Regions from separate parts of the Homo sapiens genome. Here region 2 is linked to region 1. Evidence: read pairs that join two places in POLR2A ChIA-PET (ENCODE). Cell type or tissue: Caco-2. All regions are shown on one strand. Each heading gives the region's core, and the rest is flanking DNA. Links, peaks and the distances in the headings are about the cores only.

Evidence for each region. ChIA-PET counts read pairs that join two places held together with the same protein. Peaks named below come from ENCODE experiments on the same cell type or tissue, not always from the same donor. Only the 100,000 strongest peaks of a DNase experiment are listed, where the experiment ranks them.
Region 2: POLR2A ChIA-PET joins it to region 1 with 6 read pairs; 2 of 35 experiments call an interaction of 5 or more read pairs at or near these places.

The regions. Positions count from the first base shown.
Region 1 is chr13:43,109,267-43,118,593 of GRCh38, forward strand. It overlaps DNAJC15 (DnaJ heat shock protein family (Hsp40) member C15), which reads left to right. Exons shown (of 6, transcript NM_013238.3): 6 at 1-4,947. LINC00400 (long intergenic non-protein coding RNA 400) reads left to right here and starts at 3,899. Exons shown (of 3, transcript NR_047013.1): 1 at 3,899-4,017. In Caco-2, for the core only: no CTCF peak of the experiment used is centred there; a DNase peak (open chromatin) is centred at 4,525.
Region 2 is chr13:43,179,388-43,188,714 of GRCh38, forward strand. It overlaps the pseudogene MOCS3P2. Among named protein-coding and RNA genes, the nearest start is that of LINC00400, 71 kb to the left of the region's middle. In Caco-2, for the core only: no CTCF peak of the experiment used is centred there; no DNase peak of the experiment used is centred there.

The DNA of each region.
Region 1 (9,327 bases), core at 464-8,463:
TTCTCATACTAAAATGCAAGAACCTTTAGAGCAAGGATCTTGCCATTCATCTTTGTAACCTCTTTACTCTGGAGCACTTGCATTTAGCAGGCATCATAAAGTTTTACGTACCAAGAAAATGTTGCTGTTTTCTGAATACTATGCATCAAAAAATGTTACCACTAATTTTTAAAGCTCTGCTAAGGAATATTGGGGCACCCTCAGATGCACCTTTTAATTGATGTCATATTTTCCTAATCCATACTTTATTCATGAGAATTTGAGTCACCCCAGCATTAGCTTGGAATTTCCTTATTTCCCATTTGCTTTGCAGGTGCCTTGGAGTCAGATCTGGTTTTGAATACTATCTTCCTGTTATGTGATCTTGGGCAGTTACTTAATTTTCTAGTCAATAACCCGTATCTATAAAATAGAGAAAATAATCCTACACACCGGGGCCTGTTGTGGGGCGGGGAGAGGGGGGAGGGATCGCATTTGGAGATATACTAATGTAAATGACAAGTTAATTGGTGCAGCACACCAACATGGCTCATGTCTACATATGTAACAAACCTGCACGTTGTGCACATGTGCCCTAGAACTTAAAGTATAATAAAAAGAAATTTTAAAAAATCCTGTCAAATAAGGTTATAGTAGAGAATAAGGATGTGTAAAGCATTTAGTCACGTAAATGCTTAAAAAAATGTAATTTTTACTTCTTTCACTGCCTCATTTAATTAGTTTTATCTTTAATAATACCTTGGATTCAGGGTAAAGTTTCAGTTATGTCCCAGTAATCATTTATTTTACCCTCGAATCTGCAATTTGGATAGAACATGGTGGGGACAGCTCGTCTCTATTCCTTGCAGCATTAACAGGCTGGAGGCACCACTTCTCTGGCCAGCAAGTTGGGCCTGGTTGTTGGCTGAGAGCCTCAGTTCCTTTCTGCACAGGTTCCTCTTTACATAGGCTTCTCAACAGGGCTACTAGAGCATCGTCACCATAGCAGCTGTCTTATAACAGAGAGTGGTCGGTCTGAGAGACAAAAAATGGAAGCTGCCAAATTGTTCTGGGTCTGGAAACTGTCAGGGCATCACTTGTGCCATATTCAGTTGGCCTAAGAATTACAGAGCCTGCCTCGATTCAAAGGGAGAGGATAGAGAGGACTGAAGGAATCAGTGCTCATCTTTAATATGCAGCAGGACAGGTTTGGGATTTTTTTTCCCCCTTGAGTCTGTGAAGGCATTACTTAAGAACAAAGTCAGGCATGTATAATTGAACTACAGTTACTTGAAATATAAGCCCAGAAAGTTTCAGATAATAAATACAACTATTTTTCTGCTGTTACCCTTGTACCTAAAGATGCCATCCTAATCCCCAGATCTCCACAACTATACCTACATAGTAGAAGGTTAAAATGTATCCCTCTTTTTCTGGTGCATCCAGCAAAAGTAATATCATGAATTATGAGCTCTCTGAGAGCAAGGATCATATCAGTCTTGTTTATTGTTGCAGTGAACAAGTACAGTTGCAGATATTCAGGAGTAATTATCTAAATGGCAGTAGGCTTATAAAACTGAATTTTCACCAGCCACACCCTCCCCCCAACTCCTTATCTGTAAAAAGCTTATTTGAGTGGTTACCTGTCTTCAGTAAAGATTGCGCTTGCATATTTGCTGTCATTGCATATTCTGCTTAATTAAGCTCTGTTGATATTGCAGTTTCTGTGCATACTTACATCTTAGATGCAATCTGAGGGCCTAGGAAGGCCTTTTAAAAATAAAACAATTCCGATTGCAGAGAAAGTGTAAGTCAAGGACAGTTAATTCAAGGGGAACATAGAAAGCTATTTAGATTTTAGTTGATGGTGCCAGTCTTCAGCGTAAAGTCAAAAGTGGAGGGAAGTTTAGTAAGGAAAAAATGTTGGGCTTGGAATACATTGTTTAGTCTTCAAAGCACTTTACTTTTTATGAAATATATTTTAGACATTCAGCAAATATTGAATACTTACTATATCAGGCAGTAAAGATATAAATTCATTCTTAAAATGTGCAACATGTTCAAACTGAAAAAAATACATTCTTAAACAGGAAACTTTTTCCTTCATACTTTTTAATTAACAAGACATATAAGAGTTGCATTAATGGGCGTGCTTATGATTGATCACCCAGCAGCATCATTAGAAATAATATATTTTATTCATGTGCAGAAATCTTTTGGTTGTCCTGGGGAACCTTGAACACAGAAAAGAGCTTTTATTGATAAGGTAATTGAACACACTTGACAATTAGCTTAATATGGTTTAATACCATTTGTGGGAGAAGATGAATCAGCCAGGCTCTTTACGTCAAGAATATGAAGTTTCTCTTGAGTCAACCAACTTAAGATGAGCTACGGAGACTGCAGTGAAAAGTTAAATATCCAAGTACACCAGCCAATTTCACACAGTGGAACCATGCTGTCCTCGGGCACCCTGCACCTCGCCCAACAGTCATCAACTAGATGGAGGCTCCTGGCTGCAAGGAGGATTTGATGGGAATGAGTAAATGTGTCAGCATAGTCCGTCCCTTCTAATGGAAAAGCAACCCAAAGAGCAAATCCTATTAATGGCTGGATCAGTATCATCTACTTGTCAAAAACATTCCATGAATTATGAGTCAAAATTTTATTTATGGTGGCATTACACACATTAAGAGATGAGGACTTCTGTTAGCATAATTTATTAGCTGGAAAAGTTGAGAAGGTTCTCTGGACTCATTTTTATAGGTGGAACCTAAGTGATCTGGATAATTGCCCACCAGCAAAATTGCTGGGCATGGTGGACAAAGAAAATGTTCCTTCTAATGATTTTTTATGAGCTGAGTAGCTATTGTTCCCAGCTGAGTGCTCTTTTCCTCTTTTTATTGTTGCTGAGCAAAAGAATTTATAAAAAGCTCTTTCTTTTGTATTAAAAACCCTGCTCAATTGAAATGCAAGTTCATTAAGTAATCTTCATTTCTCTTCCTGCCATAATAACCCTTTCCCTCTCTGTTCGATTCAACAGTATCTAGCAGCACTGCTCCAAATTTTAAGTCTGAACAGACTATATTACATAGATGTAGAGAAATACTCAATCTTCAGCATTAAGAGGGAGCTTAATTTCACACGGGTGGAATATGATCACTCAGGCTAGATGTTGGCCATAAATTTCAAATTAGTATCTCAACTTAGCAGGGGGGATCAACAGTGGCAAACTTCAATTATGACAGGATAAAAATCACATAGAGATATTGGTTCAATATGGACATCTAAACTATAATGCTAAAAGCCAATAATTAGAATAAGTTCATTTTAAGAAAAGCATTAATAATATTAGCTAACGTTTAGTACCTGTGCCAAACATTCTACCTATGTTACCTTGATTTTCATAGCCAGCCTAAGAGGTACTATTATGTATCCCCATTTTACAGGTTAAGAAACAGGCTCAGAGGAGTTTAGGATCTTTTCCAAGATTACATAGCCAGTAAGTGGTGGCACTAGGAACCAAATTCAGACTCTGAATCGCATGCTGTTTATATTATATTGCACTCATTCTAAATATGTGGGAATCAGAATGAAGGGGCTTGTATGACTTTTGGCTCATTTTTTGATGCATGTGACCTGGGATTATAAATGTGAAATTAGGTTTACGAAAGGATCCAGTGTCATTGTGCATCATGGGCAAGGAGTACCTAATCTCTTTAATTCTTCCCTGGAAGCTTACGATGTCCATCCAAGTGCACATAGCAAAAGTTCTGTTGTAAAGTTTAGCAGAGTGACTTTCTTTGACTCAGAGTGATGACGGAGGAAGCTTTGATAAGATTTTATCTGAAATGTTCATGGACAAGAGCTTTCAAGGAGAACATCCAGAGCAAGGTTCTGAAGACAGCTCATGAAGGTGAAGCAGCAGACCTGGCACAAGAAATGAAGAGAGAGCTCAGTGTATTAAAGATGAAAACAAGAAAACCGAATATATTGAAAGGAGCAGAGAGGCAATGAAAACAAGACAACTGAAATGAGGTAACTTGCAGCAATTGAAAGGGAATTTCAGTACTTTTATAGAATTCTTAAAAATTGTTTCCTGCTGTTTATTTTCAATTTTGAACAGGGTTATTTGTCCATGCCATACTTTTTTTGCCAAATTCCAAAATTGTGTATAGTTCTATAGTTGTCTGGTGGAGTCAATGGAACTTTAGTTACCAGTCTAAGAATGTGTCTTTGAGATTGTCCAGTTAATTCTCTATTTCCAGTAGCTGTAATAAATGGTGAAAAGGTTTCTGACTCCTGGAGAAAGTTTCTAACTCCTTATGACTAATATTCATAACAGACTTGTGAGTTCCTTGAACATGGATACACCTATATGCAAGAGTGTATTCCAAAGCTAACTCAGTGATCTTTCCATTTATCTATTCTTGGATTAGTGGTGCCTTTGCTCTTTCCTTCTGTAAATGTGAATAGTTAAGAGTTGACTGCAGAAGTGTTTACACTTTGGCTTCCATGCCTCTGGAATGTTTGTGCTTTGGTGGTGAGATGTGAGACTATATTTGTATAGTCTGCATCTCTCAGGCTGCCCCAGAATGTTGTACAGTGCAGTGCTGAAGAAAGCAGCAGGTACACACAGAAATGCAGCCTTTCCTGGTTAACCCTGCTTGGATCTGAGTTACACTTTGTTTCCTGACTTCTTGGGACTTAGGTAATCAGTTTGCCTTCTACTCTATCTCATTTTGTACTCGCTTACATACTACATTCTTGTTTGGGCTTTCGTTTCTTCTTGTAAGCAGAGATTTTTTAAAATCCAATATGTGAAAATACGGATGCACTACAATTAAATAAATAAAATGCTGTTGTGTTTGTTTTGCTTTAAAATTGTAAAGGATAAACAATAAGATAGTTTTATCTATGTGGTTTTCCCGATGCAGTTAAAATAAAACCTAATCTGCTAAAATTGAATTTACACTCAATTTTTCTGTTGTATAATTCTTGAAGAACACCTCATGTGTTGTACAACTTCATCTACATTGTGAACTCTTTTATTTATTGAAAGTCTATCTTAGTCTTTCACTTTTTCTACACTTCCCTTTACTTCCTCATGAGATGCTCAGCCCAGTTGTCCCTCAGGACACAGTATCGATTGGTTCACTTTTAAAAGCAACTGTTAGAAACCCAAATCATAGACATGTGAATTTTCTCAGAAGCCATTATTGAAACTTGGATTTTTACCTCTCATACCAAAATAAAGAAGGGAAAAAATAGAAATCAGCCCAACAATACTTTTAAATTGATTTTTATATTTATGTTGTAATGCAAATACCAAAGAAAAGTGCCTAGTTCCTTGGTTTATTTACTTATATCTTGCCTCTGTTATCTTCATATCAATTTTTGGCCTTAGCACTTTTGACTGCATAAAGAACTCTAAACATAGGCAATGGTAATAGAAATGCTGACACATCTGAACTGTCAGGCCCAGAATATATTATTGAATATGACTGCACAAATGCCTGGAACCTATACTTAGCGTAAAGAATAAGGCTGCTGTTTTCAACTTCCAACAGGAGGAGAGTACAGACATATGTGCCCTCTGTTTCCCCTCTCTGGCTCTTTCATTGTCTTTCCCCTATGTGTGCATGCAGGCAGGCACACATACAAACACATCCTGCCCCATGAAGTGGTCACATCTTAATATCTACTAAGGCCAGTTAGACATTCTGTGGGCCGAGTGTATGTTGCAGTTGCTTAACTGGCCTAAAGGTCTCATGATATCATGGGCACTATCGAGTGATGTTTCCAAATCTGTAGAAGGAGGAGGACTGGTAGTGTTGGGCTTGCATAACATAAAGGGCCTGTCTACCATAAAACAGGAGCTTGGATTTGTTTTTTTCAGGAGATGAATATGTTTTTCACAGCAGTCTAGTGAATTAAGAACAATACACAGAATCCCACAGCGAGCGTGTTCTATTTGAATCTGTTGATGGGATTTATGTATGGAACAACAATTTTCTGTATAGACATAATTGAATACATATTACCATGATCTGAAACCATGCAAGAATATGTATGGTGTGTGGGAAACCTGAAGACAGATACAACTGATGAAATTATTAGTTTACATTTTTTATTCAAAATATTTGTGAAGCAGCTATTCCCTACATATGCTCTATGTAGAAATGCAGAGACAAGTAGATGATTATAATGTGTCACCATCTCTTTTTTGGACTGATTTTTTTTTTTTAAAGACGGAGTTTTGCTCTTGTTGACCAGGCTGGAGGGCAATGGCACAGTCTTGGCTCACCGCAACCACCGCCTCCTGGGTTCAAGCGATTCTCCTGCCTCAGCCTCTCGAGTAGCTGGGATTACATGGACTGAATTTTTAATAGAGCAGGAATGCCAAAAGGGAAGTCCCTCAGATCTGGTGTGTGGCTCAATAATGCGCTCAGTTCCATGCAGCTTCTTCCCTTAGGGCTCTGAGTAAAGTCTCTGGTGCCAGAAGGTATGAGGGTCTCTTGTATTTAATAATATCAAGGGAGTACAGTGTTTTCCCTCAAAGCCTGGCCAGCAGTTACTCCTGGAGAAAGAAGAACAATCTGGTTGACAAATGTGTCACCCATGTAAACTCACCAGAAATATCTAGAGCCATGAACACCTAGTGGGGTCAGCAATAGGTCAGGCAGTAATTGCTCAGTGCCTCGTTCGCTAGCAGCAGTGGGAACTGCTGTAGTGTAAATTGGTTTTAGGGGCCAAATTGATCAACCAAAAGAGGCTTAGAGATTTTTGGTGTTTGAGTTACTGACGAGGGTTCCAACTTTCTGGATCACGTGATGAAATGCATGGCAGTTGACTCTGCTATCCTCTAGGTTTTGTGTCTCCCTTCCAACCCCCATCAGCAACCGTTTCTTGTTCTTGAGGCTGCTTAGCCTAAGAACTTTTGGTCTTTGCTGTCTGGGAGTTACAAATCCACAATGGCAGTGAAAGCTTTTCTTTCTCCCTCATCCTTTGTCCTTTCCTACTTTTGGCCTTTTTTTGCTTTTGCACCAGTTACACTTGTGTCCATCTGCTAGACACCCACAGCATCAGGGTGCTTGGGCGTGGTTCCTGCTGGGCAGTTGAGGAGCTCTGGGTCCACGACCCAGCTCTCCAAGCCGCCTCACCTTGCTTTCCCCTTCTGAAATACCACTCACCTACCTGCCCACAGAGGGAGACAGTGAGACTAACGAGAAGGGCATAGGGAGTAATGAGAAGAAATGCACAGCGTGTTCTGGACTCCTCGAAGAGAAGTGTTTGTTCAAGGCATTATTAATATTTTTGCAAGGCACAGTAACATTGATTTTTTCATCCAAGAACCATTTCGCATTTGCACAGAGTAGTCACTAGAGTGTTGAACCATTTTCTTTTATACATGGAGGAAGTGGCTCATCCTCGGCCTAAGAGCACCAAATTTGAGTTGGCATTTTTTATTTCCAGTTCCAGGCATGAATCTTTGCTCCATTTTGCAGGTAGCTGGAAAATCTTCTGTTTGTTTAAATCCACGTTGGGTAATACTGCATCATTTTAAGTTTTCTATCTGGAGCCCGGTACAGGAATTCACCAATGCCAAGCACGGACTCTGTGCATAGATGCCTTGTATAGGCTCCAAGCTGCAAGCCTCCCACACTGATGGATTTAAATTTTTATTTTACATCCCAGCCAATCAGGTGTCTGACTATAACTTGAAGCCAATTAGTATTTTTCACAGAGCCAGGTGCAAAGCTGCCAGGTAACATCTGCAAGTGACTTGCATTGCTCTAATGGGATCTGCATATGTTCAGCTCTGTATGAAGATGTTTTTCACTTGACATGAAGTCATCTTTGGTCTTGTTCTCCCTCGACTCCATTAAGCAGACACACCTACGTGTGTGGCCAATTTGATCCACTTTCAAAGGAGGATGGTGCCTAGTGTTTCTTTTCATGATCTATTATTTATGCTGATGCCTCTTGGAAAACTGTATCTACCCATCCAAAGTGCTTTGAGAGGGGAGGGGAAGGGGTGTGGCAACACATCTCTCAGTTACTATCAAGGCATTTTCTGATAATACGTGGCCCAACCTAAATTATCCAATAAAGATTTACTTGAGGACTTTGTAAATTTCTTTTAAAAAATATATCTGATGGAGGCAATTTTTTTCTCAAAGAACATACCTGAGTTCCTTTAACTTTGAGGAACAAAGACGTGGGTTCTAGTCTCCTAGTTTGCAGCTGATGAGCTATGTGGCTCTAGGCAGGACAGCCTTTGCTGAGCCACTTGCATAGGTGCTCACTGATGGCCATAGGACCTGTAGAAGGAGCACACCTTTCCGAGTCACACTGACCTCAGTTTGAATCCCTGACCCTCTCTGTTGGCACAGTCATCTTGTGGAAGTTTTGTGACCTCTCTTTTGGTTTCCTGACCCATGAAATGGGTATAATAATACATACCTCAGAGGGTTATTTGGAGAGTTTAATGCTTTCATATAGACATGCCTGCTTAGTGCCTGTACATGATAGCTTTTCAAAAACTGCTCATCTTCACAGCCTGTCTTTTTTACTCCACTGCTTTTATTTTATTTCAAGTACTATACAAATATTCCAAGTGGATTTTTAAAAGAATGGATAACTACCAGTATTTCCAACATCCTAACCTCAACTATATTCTTTTTTTCTGGGGTCTCTTCTAGTACATATTCACATAAAGCCTTAGGAATTGATCTTATAGGAAATGCCTGTAGGCAAATATGCTCATCTCTAGACTGGAAATTGAACCAAAGTATTTTACAACGACACTGTGGCTAAATAAGAAAACGTGTTTAACAGCTGAAAACGTCATCCAAGAGCATTTAGAGGAAAAAAGAAACAGTCCTTTGGCCAGGATTATGGCAAAGCAAGGTATGATAATATTAACGGCTGTTAATTACTAAGTGCCTGATATTTGTGCCAAACATTCTTTATATTATTTCTTTCATCCTTATAGCACCCACTTAGCTATGCATCTCTTTTCAAATAATGTTTTCAAATGCATAACAAAAAAAAATTTCACAGGAAACCAATTAGTTTAAAACAACATTTTTTATAAAATTGAAAAACATTTGTGATATAGTAACGTATGTGCCTCATTATTAATGCATTAAATTTCAAGATTTATTTCACAAAGAAGGGGTTCAAGAGCATAAGTACTTTTCATAGAACCACATGGTCAGGAAGGCTTCTGCTCCCAGGTCTTCTACCTGCATAGTCTGTCCTCTTACCCCCTTATCCTGCTGCCTGAAGACACTTAGGGAGCTTAAGACTCTTAGCCTAAGTTCCTGAAAACTTCTCTCCTGG
Region 2 (9,327 bases), core at 399-8,398, 70 kb after region 1:
TCCATATAATTACAGATATTGTAGAATTCCAGGCTCTTCTCTGAAAAATGCAAAGGAATCGATGTTCGAGTACTACGGTAATCCACATCTTTCTCAGGTCAGACTATACCATATACTGCAGAAATGTTTAATCAATTTTGGCAGCTCAGGCCATGAAGCCCCACCACAACATCCTGAACTGTTACAGTCTAACTCTTGGGTCGCTGTTAAGAACTGTAGGATCTTCAAGGCTTTCTGGGAAGCTTTGCTCAGTTTGCAAATCACATAAAAGGGAAGAGTTGCCTCTTCCTGTTTGCCTGGCTTCCCTTCTGGGATTGCTTCTCTTATCAGTTTCAGGCTCTTTGGTATTTCTCTATTTTAAAGATTTCAAAGGGATGTGTAGGGCATGAGTCAAATGACACATATCCACCACCATTTGAGGCCTGATGTCCCCCGTAAGGTTGGTTGTCTCAGAATCCAGAAGTGGCTTATAGTCTGTGATAGAAATCCAATCCTCAGCAACTGCAGGGAGCAGCACTGAGGACCCACAGAAGGCCTTGTAGTCTTCCAGATCTGTCACTGTGGGCAGGCCCCACAAGCACACTGCAACTGTATACTATGGAAATACCCTATGAACACATCTAAGAGTGAGAGGTGAAGCCAGTTGGACTTCTAGGTTGGGTGGGGACTTGGATAACTTTTCTATCTTACAGGAGGATTGTAAAATGCACCAATCAGCACTCTGTAGTTAGGATTGTAAAACGTGCCAATCAGCGCTCTGTGGCTAGCTAGAGGTTTGTAAAATGAGCCAATCAGTGCTCTGCGGCTAGCTAGAGGTTTGTAAAATGGACCAATCAGCACTCTGTGAAATGGACCAATCAGCACACTGCAAAATGGACCAATCAGATCTCTGTAAAATGGACCAATCAGCAGGAGGTGGGCCGGGACAAATAAGGGAATAAAAGCTGGCCGCCCACAACAAGCCAACAGCAACCCACTAGTCCCTTTCCAGGCTGTGGTAGCTTTGTTCTCTCGCTCTTTACAGTAAATCTTGCTGCTGGTCACTCTTTGGGTCCGTGCCACCTTTCAGAGCTGTAACACTCACAGGGGAGGTCCACTTCTTCATTCTTGAAGTCAGCTAGACCATGAACCGGCAGGAAGGAACCAATTAGGGCACAAGAGCAACAGGCTGCTACTGCAAAGAGGCCCAAACAGCAGAGATCTCAGCACTTCCAGCATCCGCAGGCAACCCTACATGTTGACCCCTGTCTCACTGCCACCCCCTGATGTTCCCCCCACCCACGCTCCATCTGCCCGGTTGGAAGTGGTTTGGGGGAAGAGGAAGGGATAGCAAGTGGTAGACTATCACGTGGTCCCCCAAGCACAGGAGAGGTTGGCCAGCATTTATTAACCACGTGGTGAACGGCATGTTGTCTGAACAGTCACCATCAGGTCCTAGCAGCAGGCCAGATCAGCGCAGTGTCGTGAGGGCCCGGACTTAGGGAACGCATCCATGGCCAAGGTGAGGTAGCAGAAGCAGAAAAGGCCAAGGCCCAGCAGGCCAGCCAGCCCCTCAAACTGCAGCCCGCACTGCTGGTACATAGTCGTTGTGTGCAAACTTCAGCCATGCCAGCGCAGGCAGCACTAGCTGTTGGCTGAGCGCAGTCTCGACTTGGTGGCCTTCGGAAGACCGAACCAGGGGCTCGGGCTCAGGCTCTGGCTCGTGCTTTAACAGAAGCCTCCACCGGTGTCTGCTTCCGCGAACTGAGCTCCTCCTCCTGCTGGGCAACTTCAGTTGCAAGATGAGTGTCTCCTCCCTAGAGGCCATGGTTTGGAAGTCATTTTCAATACAATGATTTCAATACATACATTCAACACATACATTTCATTCAATACATTGATTTTTGAATGTGAAATCCAACTTTTTTTCTTAAACCCAAATTGTTCATGGTGTGTTATCATTTTTGTAGTTTGCTATATTTGATTTACTAAAATTTTGTATATCATTTATTGCATCTGTGTAAATGAGAGAGCTGGAGCTCTAGTTTTATTGTAATGTCACTGGCAAATTTTGGTTTCAGTGTTATGCTGTCCTCATAAAATGATTTGGTGAGTATTGTCTCTTTTAATACTTTACAGAATTTGTCTATTTTATGTAATTTTTTCCATAAATATTTCATGGAAGTCACTGGTGAATTCTGGATCTAGAATTTTCATTAAGGGAAGGTTTCAATAGATACAGAACTATTTTGAGTTTGCATTTCGTTTTGATAAGTTGCACTTTCCTTAGGGTTTATTTCATCTAAAATTTTAAATTAATCGGCCCAAAGTTGTTCACAATGATCTCTTATGAGCTTTCTAATGTCTAATGGGACCTGTAATAATGTACGCTTTCTCAGCCCTAATTTTAGTTGTGTGAGCGCTCTCTATAGAAACTCACACCCCTGACCAGGGCTCATTTTTTTGGGCTGGCCAGCTCCAGCCCTGGGCCAACTCTAGCCTTGTGTCTGTTTTTATAAAATAAAGTTTTGTTGGGACACAATCATACTTATTCATTTGTATATTATCTATAGCAGCACCACAATGCCAGAGATGAGGAGTTTCACAGAGACCGTAAAGTCTGCAAAGACCAAAAAAAAAAAAAAAAAAAAAATTTTTTTTATCTGGTCCTTTACAGAAGAAGTTATTTTATTCCTGATCTAGGCTATTAGTCTACTGAATGAACCAACTTTTTGTCTTAGTTTCTCCTCTCCTATGTTTATTTCAGTAATATCTTTTATTTTTTATTTAAATTTAATTTGCTTTTTAAAAACTTCTTGAAATAGTTTCTCAGATAAATTGATTTCCAGTTCTTCTTGACTGGCTTATTAAGCCATAAATTTCCCTCTAAATAAGGCTTTGACTGTGATTCATAAGCTTTGATATATTTTCATTATCATTTAGTTCAAAATATTTTCTAATTTGCATTATAATTTTTTATTTGAATCTTGGGTTATTTAGCATTGGATTTCTTAATTTCCAGATATATTTTCTAGTTATTGTTTGTTTTTAATTTCTAGGTGAATTTTAGAGTCCCCTGGGAATACAGCATGTATGATTTTTTTTTTTTCTTTGAAATTTTTGAGACCTGCCCCATTCTCCAACATATGGTCAATTTTGGTAAATATTCTGTGTGCACTTGAAAAAAATGTGCATTCTGAAATTGTGTTCAGTGTTCTAAATATGTCAATTAGGCCACGTTTTGTAATCCTGTTGCACTAATCTGTATCCTTACTGATGTATTGTTTGCTTGTTCTATCTGTTATTGAGAGAGTTATGTTATAATCTCTCATTGTAATTGTGAATTTTTTACATGTCCTTTTACTTCTGTTATTTTGGCTTTACATATTTTTCATACAAATATGGGTTAGGTACATATAACTTCAGAATTGTATGTGATCCTGGTGGATTAACCATTTTATCTTGTGAAACATCCTTATTTATCTCTGGTAATTAACCCTGCCTCAATGTTTATTTTCCTGATATTTAATAAATTGTAGCAGCTAATTCTTTGCTCAAAATTCCAATGTCCTATCTCTTCCTTCTTTTTTTATCTGACCAATGGATTCACACATCACACAATTCTTTACTTTCAATATTTAAATGCTCTTATAATTAGTACCTGTTTCCTATCAGCAATATATGGCTGATTTTTATTAAGTCTAATCTACCAGTCTTTATATTTCATTTTCAGTATTTAGTATAGATTTATGTATTTACTGATATATTTTAGTAAAGGCTATTTTTCCCACTTGTTATCTTTCTTTTTCTAATCTTTATTGACTCTTTTGAATTATTTCTCATAATTCAAATGTTCTCTGTTAATATTTATGTTATTTTAGTAGTTATCTTAAATTACTGACTTTTTAGAAAATAAAACAATGCCTTTACCTCTCCCAGACAATGTAAGGACTTTAAATCTATTCCCTCTCCATCAACTTACGTGATATTGTTGTCATGTGTGTTGATTCTATATAAATTTTAAATCCTAGAGGATGCGATTGTGTTATAGAGTCAGTATTCTTTTACATTTACCCATATTGTCACTAGTTCTATTGGTTGTTACTCCTTTTGGCATCTCCTTGCTTCATTGAGAAGTCATCTTTCTTCAACTTAAAGAATACGTCAGTATTGGCTGGGTGCGGTGGCTCACACCTGTAATCCCAGCAATTTGGGAGGCCACGGTGGGCAGATCACCTGAGGTCAGGAGTTCGAGACCAGCCTGCCTGCCCAATGTGGCGAAACCTCGTCTCTACTAAAAGTACAAAAATTAGCTGGGCATGATGGCGGGCGCCTGTAATCCCAGCTACTTAGGAGGCAGAGGCAGGAGAATTGCTTGAACCCGGGAGGTAGAAGTTGCAGTGCACTAAGATCTTGCCACTACACTCCAGCCTGGGCGATAAGAGCGAGACTCCATCTCAAAAAAAAAAAAAAAAAAAAAAAAAAAAGGATTTCCTTTAGTGTGAAGCTTCTGTGGTGGTTTTTTTTCCTTAGCTTTGTTTGACTGAAAAATGTCTTTATCTTCTTTTTTTTTTTTTTTTATAATGAGACTTTATCTTCCTGCCTTTCTAATTTCCTCCTGGTTTTTATTTTCAAAATTTTAAGTGTGATATTTTCTAGGTGTGATTTCCTTCTATGTATCTTTCTTGTGGCTAATGGAGCTTGGTTAGTATCCTTTTTCTGTTGGAACATTGAGGGTCATCGTTATTTCTTCAGCTGTTACTTTTGCTCTATTTTCTCTCCCTGGAACTCCCATTATAGGTCTGTCAGACTTTTCACCATGTCCCATTTAATTCTTAAGTTTTTTTCCTGTATTTTCCATCTTTTTGTCCCTTTGTGTCAATCAATACATTTTATTTTGGCCTATATTCCAGTTTACTAAACATCTTTTTAATAGTATCTTTTTCCTTTCTTTTCTTTTTTTTTAGAGACAGGGTCTCACTCTATCACCCAGGCTGGAGTGCAATGGTGTGATCATAGCTCACTGTAACCTCGAACTATTGGGCCCAAGTGTTCCTCCTGCCTCAGCCTCTCAAGTAGCTGGGACAAGAGGCGTGCACCTTGAACTGTACCTAATTGGCTTTTAAATCTATCCATTTGGAATCATGCTATGAGGATTTTTTTAAAACAGCTTTATTGAGACATTAATTCACACACCATACAATTCACCCATTTAAAGTGTATAATTCAGTGGCTTTTAGTATATTTACATGGTTGTGTATCCATCACCACATTTCTTTTTTACATTTAGAACATTATTAGAACATTTTTATTACCTGGAAAAGAAACCCTGACCTCTTAGTCATCACCACTTAACCTCCCATCATGCCCACCTCTGGGCAACCACTAGTCTGCTTTCTGTCTCTATAGATTTGCTTGTTTTTGACATTTTATATAAATGAAATCATGCAGTATGTGGTATTTTGTGGCTGGTTTCTTTCACTTAGCATAGTTTTCAAGGTGGATCCATGTTGTACCATGTAGCAGTCTTCATTTGTTTTTATTTCTGAATAACAATGTATACATGTACCATATTTTATTTATTCATCTGTTGATGGATATTTATGTTGTTTCCATCTATTGAGTTTTATATTTCACTGATAGTTTTCAGCTTTAGAATGTAATTTGATTATTTTTTATATTTTCTGGTTCTAACTCTTGTCAGAACTTCTTGTTAATTTATTGAACATATCTAGCTGTGTCTTACAGCTACAGTATCTGGATTGTTTTTGTTGTCGCTGCTCTGTTTCTGTTTCTTTTTCTCTCTTTTTTTTCTCTTTAGCCTTGCTTTTTTGTATACCTATTTATTCTTTATTGAACTCTTCAGATATTTTTCATGAAAAATGGCAGAGATAATTTGTGGCTCTGGATTATGCTATCCCCTCCAGAGAGGATTTACTTTGTTTCTGGCAGGCATTTAGGCAAGGAAGTTGATGACCTTAATCCAATCAAGCTTGACTTAAGTGTGAGGTGTGGTCTGTTGCTGGTTCACCCACGCATTTTAGGCCTCCAATCCTGAAAGCCCAGGGTGCTTACCAGGGCCCCTTCTTCTTAGTGATTTCCAAGTTTTGACTGTTAAATCTGGAGCTGTTAAAAGCCCTTCTCTGTTTCTCAGACTCTTAGCTGCCACCTTGACTTTGAACATCAGTAACAGCTGTAAGTATCAACGTGACTCTGAATTGTGGGTTTACATTTTTTTGGTTTTCTCCTCTTCCATATCTTTGCCTCACAAGTCTTACTTTCTTGATAGGTCTCATGTCTTTAAAAATATTTTTAAAATATATATTATCCTGCTTCTCTGGTTATTCTCAGCCAGAAGGCTTCTTTGAAACTATCTAGTTGGCCGATGCTGGAAACAGAAGTCTACCCACGAATTTGTTAAGAATCATTTCTTTCAAGGATATGGTAAAGCAAGCATTCTTACACATGGCTGATTAGAGTATAATCTAGTTCACCTCTCTAAAAAGCAGTGTTTCAGTTAGCCCATGGCCTTAAACACATTATACCCTTTGACTCAGCCATTCTAATTCTGTGAGCAAATCAGAAATAAATTATTAGAGAGGCAGAAAATATATTTACATACAAGGATATTCACTAAAACTCTTAATAGAGAAAACTGGATGTCAACTAAATATTCAATGATAAGGATGATAATTATGGTACATCTATGAGATAGAATAGTCTGTGGTGATTCAAAATCATGTATTGAAAAATATTTATTGATATAGAAGAATAAGATATAAAGAGGAAAATGATACATACTTTTCATGTAGCATGATTCCAATTTTTAAAAAAGTTACATGTTTAGGGAAAATGCTGGAAAGATACAAACCAATTTTTAATGAACTTAATGTTAGATGGTGAGATTAAGGGTTTTTAAACATTTTCTTCTTTATATATTTTTGTATTTTCAAAGGTTTTTAATATTGAGTGTGTACTATTTTTATAATGAAGAAAAAGTCACAAAAAAACCCTAAACTCACTTTTAATCTGGCAGATTATATTCCATTCTTTTAATACAGACTTTAGCAAGCTAGAAATTCTTTACATTTTTAAAGTCTTAGAAATTAAGACAAAGACACTTGCAGAAAACCACATGGGATGTTGCTGGAGAGATGACAGTGAGCATCTTCATCATGCTCCAGGGAGCAGTTGGCTGCATGACTCTAGTTGTTGTTTCAATAGTTGACAGAGGTTTCAGCCTTTGTAGACTTGGTGGTCTTCAGACTCTTACTGATTGAAAAAATACTTCTCTACAAAAGTACAACAGATTTTGGAGTCTTTTTCATTGTGAAAGTCATATATCCAACCAGATTTTATTAGCTACAGTTTTTGTTTTCAAAACCTCTGGGTGTTATTAGGGAAATTCTCTTCTTGAAATTCAAAATTGATTTTCCAGCTGGACGCAGTGGCTCATGCCTGTAATCCCAGCACTTTGGGAAGCTGAGGCGGACGGATCACTTGAGGCCAAGAGTTTGAGACCAGCCTGGCTAACATGGTGAAATCCCATCTCTACCAAAACATTAGCTAGGCATGGAGGTGTGTGCCTGTGGTCCCAGCTACTTGGGAGGCGGAGGCAAGAGAATTGCTCGAACCTGGGAGGCGGAGGTTGCAGTGAGCCAAGATTGCGCTGCTGCACTCCAGCCTGGGTGACAAAGTGAGACTTTGTCTCCAAAAAGGAAAAAAAAAAACCAAAAAACAAAACGCTTCAAATCCATTTTCATAAGAACCAATTTTTCCCACTGTTCTTTACAGAACAGGTCATTTATGAAGGGATCTTATCTTGGAAGAGGGAGGGTAAGAAGAGACAGTTTGGTTATTTGACTGATTACATAGCAACTCCATATGGGATGTTTTATTTCACATTCTTGAGTTAATCCTTAACTAATTTCTCATATCTGACCTCTGTTTTCTTTGAAATGTTGGTGAACATGTCAAACATTCTTCCCACCCACCTCGACACTTTACTTTCTTCCCCAGCTTGGTTTCAGATAACTGGCAACCTTATGATGTTTATTGCTTCAGATATGGACAGTTTAGGAACTATCCAAAGTTTCTCATTGCTCATCTGTAATAATACTTTTCATGATGGCACTAGAATCCTAAATTCTGGTCTGATTCAGGAAGATGGTCTATTTTCATATTTAAATTGGCCTGAAAAAAGTAAGGCCTTGTTGATACAGGTAGGGGTCCACTACCCTGAAATGTTGCTCAAAAGCACATTTCAATTTTATTCAAAAGCTGCTTTGATGTGTATTCCCCCAAAGCACCTTAGCTGAAAATCAAATTTTATTTTAGAGCTTTGTACAGACCAATGTCTCTTTCTAGCTTCCTGTACACCAATAAAATTGTGTATTTCAATTTAACCTCAATCTGCCTGTGTTTAAAATATAAAGCTAAGGTTAAGGGCTTTCACTGCTAGCAACCCTACCTGGACATCTCTATTTCTAGATAAAACCTTTTACTGAGAACATTTTATTAGTCCTGCAGCTCAACGCTGCCATATATGCCAGCCTGTCCTATTAATCCTTAGCTACAAAAATATCAGAATCATTTATGAGCTAAAGTTTTTTTTTTTTTTTTAGCTTTTTAATTTTCTGAGCCTTTGTGGTATTATTTGGGTCAGTTTGGTTGCTGGGGCTCCACCTCTTCCCACCTGCCCCCAACCCAGTGTCTCTGAGTTGGGGAGAAGAGTCTCAGGACCATGGGGACCAAGAGGCTTTAGGGCTGACCACCTACTGTAACTGGCTGTCTCATGCTGGCCCCTTGGCCTGATTTGGGATGCGAGATGCCCCATCACTTTCCTTTTGTGTTGTTCCTCAAGTCCTGGAATCCCACAGTAGCTCACCTTGTTTTTACCACCCTTTTCTCTTCTTTGGGGCCTACTGCACTATTTCCAAATTTTATAGTGTGTTTAGTGGGAAGAGCTGGGAGAAATGGCTCTGCACCATTTTGTATAGACTAGCTCTTTTTAGCTATATAAAAGGTTTCTTCTATTCAGACTTCTCCTCTTGTTCATAAAATGACACTCTACCTTCAGAGACCACATGTGATTTTAATGCCAGGATTCCAAGGCTTGTTCTCTGTCATATACAAAAACAATGATTAGGTTGAAGTGGTACAGAACCTTGAAATACTCTCTGGACCAGTTCTCCAGCTGAGACTCAGGATCACCTAGGACCCAGTTCCAGACATCATACTCATACTTCAATGTCATACTCAAATGAGCTTGGCAGAAATGCATAAATGTGTTAGAATTAGGGCCTGAGGAACCACTGTCATGCTTCTTTCTGCCCTTTCATGGTTAAC